Linked DNA regions of Mus musculus: region 2 is linked to region 1. The links are chromatin loops, found by intact Hi-C in ENCODE. Cell type or tissue: heart. All regions are shown on one strand. Links, peaks and the distances in the headings refer to the core of each region. The heading gives the core; the rest is flanking DNA.

Region 1 (2,912 bases), core at 281-2,780:
GATTCAACCTGGGTAGCAGCTCAGATGTCTTCTGACAAGCTATAAAAATCAGATTTTGTGGCAAGAAAGGAGGATCACTGAATATCAGTATGATTTCTGTGTTGGGATGGAAATAAAAGACAAAAAGTCTGACAAAGAAACTGTCATAGTAGCTTAAGAGAGAACAGCTGGAATAATGATTGACATCAGGGCTTGAAAACAAAAGAGCAGAAATAAATAACATAATAGATAGATAGTGTCAGCACAGGAAGTAGTTTGTGGCTGTTGCTATTCCAGAGAAAATAAGCAGGGATTTGTACTTTAATGTTTCAAAGTAGCAAATTGTCTGGTTTATATATCGCTCCAACTGGCAAGCGGCACTTGCTGTTTGTAAAATATAAAGAATCATAAAATTCTACAAAGTTGTTATGAGAGACCAAATCTTTTTTGATTTTTTTAAAAAAAGATTTATTTATTTATCTATTTAAAATCTATTTATCTATCTATTTATTTATTTATCTATTTATTTAATGTATATGAGTACATCATTGCTTTCTTCAGACACACCGGAAGAGGGCATCAGATCCTATTACAGATGGTTGTGAGCCAACACTTGGTTTCTGGGAATTGAACTCAGGACCTCTGGAAGATCAGTTGCTGAGCCATCTCTCCAGCCCCGAGAGACCAAATCTTAAATTCAGACTTCATTTCAGAAAACTTGAACTCAGGTAAACTAAAAGGCATTAGTTTTCAATTTACTCCCCAACAAAACCTAGAAACTCCAGTTTCTATAGCTAATCCCCAACAAATCCAGCATTTCCAGGTTAATTTCAACAACCCTGTCCCCCTGACTAATAACCATCAACACAAAGAGAAGTGAAGTGAAGTTTATGGTTTGACTCCCAGTATCAGTCAGTTTACACTAAAGGACATGGTAGCTCTCCAGTTAGATGCTTGCCAGGCTAGAAACACCCACTGGCCTCTTGCTGCTTTCTATAAAACTTTAGATATTCCCTACTCCTTTCTACCAAATTTGTTCCACATGTTGGCAGTGGCCTGGGGAACCTGAGCTAGTGGAATAAAGATCCTGCTGTGATTTGCATCAGATCAGCTCCTGTCCACTTTGGGGGGTTCACTAATACAACAGTTAAACTATTTGTTACACACTTACCTTTTTATATACGTAATATCTTCCTTTACCGTCTTTCCTTGAAAAATATTAGTGATTGTTTTCTGCCAAACAACTGCTGCAGATTTTTTTCTATGCCCCCTGTGCCCCCTGAGAGGCGTTGATGAGTTTTGGCATGGAGTATGCTGCTTGATTCTACTGGAGCTCTCACAGAGGTGCTCTTAGCTTGAATTGTATTATTCATAGAATTTCAGATGAAGTACTTTCTCTAAATTACAGAACACGAAAATACTGGCATGGATATGTGTCTTCCATGCTCTCATGGCTTGCCTTGCTCGCAGCATTTGCTGCAAATGATTTATGGGTATTTATATGCTAGAGAATTAAGGAGAAAACCCTATTTCTTTATTTTATAGTTTTTATCTTAAAATACACAAAAATTTCAAGTTGACATTTATTTGACGAAAAAGATTGGATTTTTAAAAATGACTGCAGAAATGTAATTCTATTTTATTTTTATAGCAAAATTCACAGGGGAGGGAGGGTAGAGAAAGGTAAACAGGAAAAAACAGTTTGGGGGGGGTGGCTCTATTTCATTGTATTGCTTTGGAAACACTGCCATCTAGTGGATATATATAATAATGTATTACTATGCGGATCTGGATGTCAGAATTCACTGTAATTGCTTAATGAAGACTAATTACAGAGACAGAAAAAAAAAATAAAGAGAATTTCTAGCAATTGAAATTCACTAGTCACTGTCAGACATCTATTCATCTGACAATGAAATTGAAAAGGGAGAGAGTGACATTTTAGACTCCAAAGCACCACTCCAAACCAGAATAAGGAAAGTCAGCAGTTTGTCCTTGGGGAAGGTTAAGCAGGCTTCAGATTTCATTCCAGGCTGGCTGAAGAAACACTCAAGAGAAGCTTACAGTAATCCACACCTCCATCCATATTAAAAACTTGACCTCTAAATGTTCTATGCCTTGTATTTGTTCCCCCTCGATTACCAATATATTTATCTAAAACATGCTTTGAGACTGAGTTGAGGTAATGATGTCAACTTTTCTGAATGTTTTCACTAGCATGTACTAACATTACATGATAATAGGTTTCCCGATGACGTTTGTAAGCGTAAACAAAGTACTTTGATCAAACTTGTACCCCTGTGACCTGTTCTTCTACCCCTCCAGTTGACTGGTACCTCTTGTCTACAGATAATTATTTAAAACTAATCTGCCCCGTGGATGAATTTAAGGTTTGATCTCATGGATTGCAAGGTAGTTTTTATATTGTTATTATTAATTCTTGCTATGAAAGACCCCCGTTTCGGGGAGACCCTCGCTTAAGTCCTGGGATGAGCCGACTCCCCAATAACTCAAGAGAAACTGTTCTTGATGCAATATCACATGAGGTTTAATCGGGAATCAGCATGCTGAGGCGGAGCACCCTGTGACCCCCAGCAGTAGTAGTCGAGGGATTTTAAAGAATGAAGTGAGGGAAGGATAAAATCACAAAGACTGGGGAAGTTGAGTAAACATTCTTGGTCCCTTACACAATGGTCAGGCGCCAGGGTGTGTCACCCAGAGGTCATCATTCTTTCAGGCTAAAGGCAAAAGAACAAACAACTCTATGCTGGGCTTCATTTCTAAGGGTCTATGAAACACATTGAGTTGGGGTCTTACAGCTACACATATTAATAATTTCTATAATAGTGCCATTGCTTTCATAGAAAAATTAAACTAACAAGTAGAATAATATATAGAAAATAACACTAGTTATGACTGACTCATTAGGGATA
Region 2 (2,912 bases), core at 250-2,749, 1.4 Mb before region 1:
GCATTGGAGGACTAGCTGGGTCTTGGTCTCTGGGTGTGTTGAAAGAAACCTTTAACAGACTTCTCCCTTTGCTGAAAATTGAGAGAGGAGCCACTTTCTCCTAGGATTACAGTGCTTCAGCGTACCAAGGAAGACATTTTTGGGTTGCAAATATGACCAAAGGTTAGTGTGTGTGTGTGTGGGGGGGGGGGAGAGTTGGATGCCAGTATGTCAGAGAGAAGGTGAGAGTACATGCATGCTGTGAGAAGAGAGGGCAAAGGCCCAGATACAGAAGGAAGTCTCTATGAGTACAGTTATGTATGTGGTGTGTGTGTGTGTGTGTGTGTGTGTGTGTGTGTGTGTGTGTGTGTGTGTTCATGGTCAGGGGCTAACCGTACTACTTTCCTTCGATCTCCAGAAGGCAAAGGTTTCAGTCCCTAACTCATCATTTTTCACAAGGTGGCAGCTTTAAAGAGGATATGCACTGCCTCATTAGAGGGAACTGATTGAGACCCTCACTGTGACAGAAGCTCAGGCTGGGATAGTGTGATTCTATAATTTTCTGGTCCTGTCAGCTTCCTAGAAATGATACTGTCAGGGCCTTCTGCACCCATCCTTTAGGAAAACAAGTGTATTTTCAGCTGAAAGAGGATTGTGCTGTATTTAACCAGAGACTAGCCAAAACATAGAACCCTCCTTCCAGATCGGACCATCAAAGGCCAGCCCAGTTTGCAGCACAGAGGAGTGAAAAGCTCAGTTGGTATTGGTTGGTATTTCAGTTTACTTTGCCAAGGGCACCGGGTATGCAGACCTGAAAATCCAGGCTCCTGGAGAAGCAGAAGTTATTTTATTTTCTAAAGGCCTTGATATTTCCCAAACGAACTTTAAAAGGGCCAAGTACTTCCACCTGAAGCTTCTTCATAAGGTGGTGAGATTTTAGAGAAAACAAAGGCCTGGGAATGGGGTGGAGGTCCCCAAAGGGCTGAATTTAACAGCTCTTTGCCCTGATTTCCTGAACTTGAGGATTTTGTGACCTCCGGTACAGGCTTTCTTCCCTCTTCTCCAGTTCTCCGAAGTGCATCTAGCTAGTTAGTCATATGTCTTGCTCTCGAAATTTCTGCATCCAATTCTTCCAAGAACTGAATGTCGCTCATTTTGGTCAGCAGGCTGCCTCTCCTGAACTAGTCTGACTTGCAGAGATGGAGGGGAGGGGACAGCCTATAGTCACTTGGTGGCGCGCGCGAGCCTCTCAACGCCCTGGCGGCACCTGCTCTTGACTCCAGCCCCACCCGCATCCCTGTGCTCTGGGAACCGCGCTCCCAATCGTCCCTAGCAGCAGAGCACCAGGAGCTCAGGGTCCGGTTGGGCAGCTGAGTGCCATTCGGGTTTGGCCTTTGCAGAAGGTGTTGCGGAATGCGGGCGCCCCGGGAGCCAGCTTCCTCCCTGCTGCTGCTCCCCAATCCCCGCCCATCCTTTTCTGGGCTCTGAAAACCCAAGGCTTCCCAGAACAGTTTAGGATCAGCCATAGGACTACAGCTAGCCAGCTGCGCGGAGCTTTCTGGGAAGGACAGCAGCTCGCCCTAGGGTAGCAGCGGAGCCTCGGGGTTTAGCAAGCGAGAGGGAAGGGCGTGTGCATCGTGTGCCTGTGTGTGTGTGTGTGTGTGTGTGTGTGTGTGTGTGTGTGTGTGTCAGACCGTGAGGGATGGCTGTCTGGATCTGAGCGAAGGAGAGGGCAGGGGATTGAGACAGATCTCTCTTGGTGTCCCCGCCCGCTCCTGCTCCCCGGCGCCCTTCACCATGGAATTGCGCCGAGTTGGGACGGACCTATGCAGCCACCAGGAACTGGCTGTCGGGCCCCGAGATTCGGCAGGTACTCGCGCTTGGATGGCGAGGTAGGATGGCCACGCAGCGCGATTCCTGCCGTCCCCACGCAGCGGTCCCCCGGAGGTACCTCTGACTCTGGAAGCGTACAGGGGTGTGGGAGGAGGCCACCCAGCCGCGCCTGCACCTTCGCCAGTCGTTTCGCCTCTACCCACTCGCACCTGCCGCTGCGCGGATACCATGTCTAAGGCGGCTGGAGGCTCAGCGCCAGCGGCGGAAAGTTGTCCCTCGGCTCCGGCCGGTGCGTCGACACCCACGGGCGTGGATGATCTATCTAAAGTGACGGACGAAGAGCTGCTGCAGTGGAGCAAGGAGGAGCTGATCCGCAGCCTGCGGCGAGCCGAAGCCGAGAAGGTGAGCGCGATGCTGGACCACAGCAACCTCATTCGCGAGGTCAACCGCCGCCTGCAGCTGCATCTCGGCGAGATCCGAGGGCTCAAGGTGAGTATTGGGCCTGGCAAGAAGGCTGGGCTGGGCGTGGCAGGGATCTGGGAATCGCGGTGGGAGGAGGGTGGGAGAGCCAAACTTTCGTACCTCCATCAACAGGTGAGCTTCTCCCTTCTCCCAGGAGCACCCCTTGTCCCCATCTCCAGACCTTAAAGTTTTCCAAACTTTGGAGGCCCTTTCTTTTCTTCTTACGGGGACTTGGCATCTGGCTTTCTTTGATGCTTCTGAGACTAAGGGATTAGGAACCAAGGATGTCAGAAGTCAGAGAAGGGCACGGTGAGCACAGGGGATATTTAAAGTCCCAAGGAACAAAGACGCTTCAGGAATTAGGTTACAGTACACCAAGGGAGAAGACTAGAGAGCTTGCCAGCCCAGTGCCTCTTCACCTTTAGGGGTCGGGTGTAGCTGCTCCTGCACCACCACTAGCTTTCTGGTGAGCAGAGGGCAAAGAAAGGACACAACTGCTAAGAACAGGAGAGAAGCCTCGGGTACCACCCGAGGAGCCAGTGTGAGTATGACTCGGTACTGGGTGCAGGTAAGCAAGATTTCTGCCTTCAAATCTTCTACTAGCTCTCCTGATTTTCTTCCCTTACTAGCATTGTCAT

What was found. Hi-C counts contacts between places; a loop is a spot of excess contacts. Peaks named below come from ENCODE experiments on the same cell type or tissue, not always from the same donor. Only the 100,000 strongest peaks of a DNase experiment are listed, where the experiment ranks them.
Region 2: a loop joins it to region 1, with 7 times the contacts of the local background. A loop is called at or near these places in 14 of 42 quality-filtered maps.

What each region holds. Positions count from the first base shown.
Region 1 is chr11:27,218,971-27,221,882 of GRCm38, reverse strand. No RefSeq gene overlaps it. Among named protein-coding and RNA genes, the nearest start is that of Gm25387, 99 kb to the left of the region's middle. In heart, for the core only: a CTCF peak has its summit at 1,750 (motif pointing left); no DNase peak of the experiment used is centred there.
Region 2 is chr11:28,582,671-28,585,582 of GRCm38, reverse strand. Ccdc85a (coiled-coil domain containing 85A) reads left to right here and starts at 1,259. Exons shown (of 5, transcript NM_181577.5): 1 at 1,259-2,301. The coding sequence starts at 2,041. In heart, for the core only: a CTCF peak has its summit at 1,209; DNase peaks (open chromatin) are centred at 1,282 and 2,232; H3K4me3 peaks cover 1,614 bases; H3K27me3 peaks cover 1,964 bases.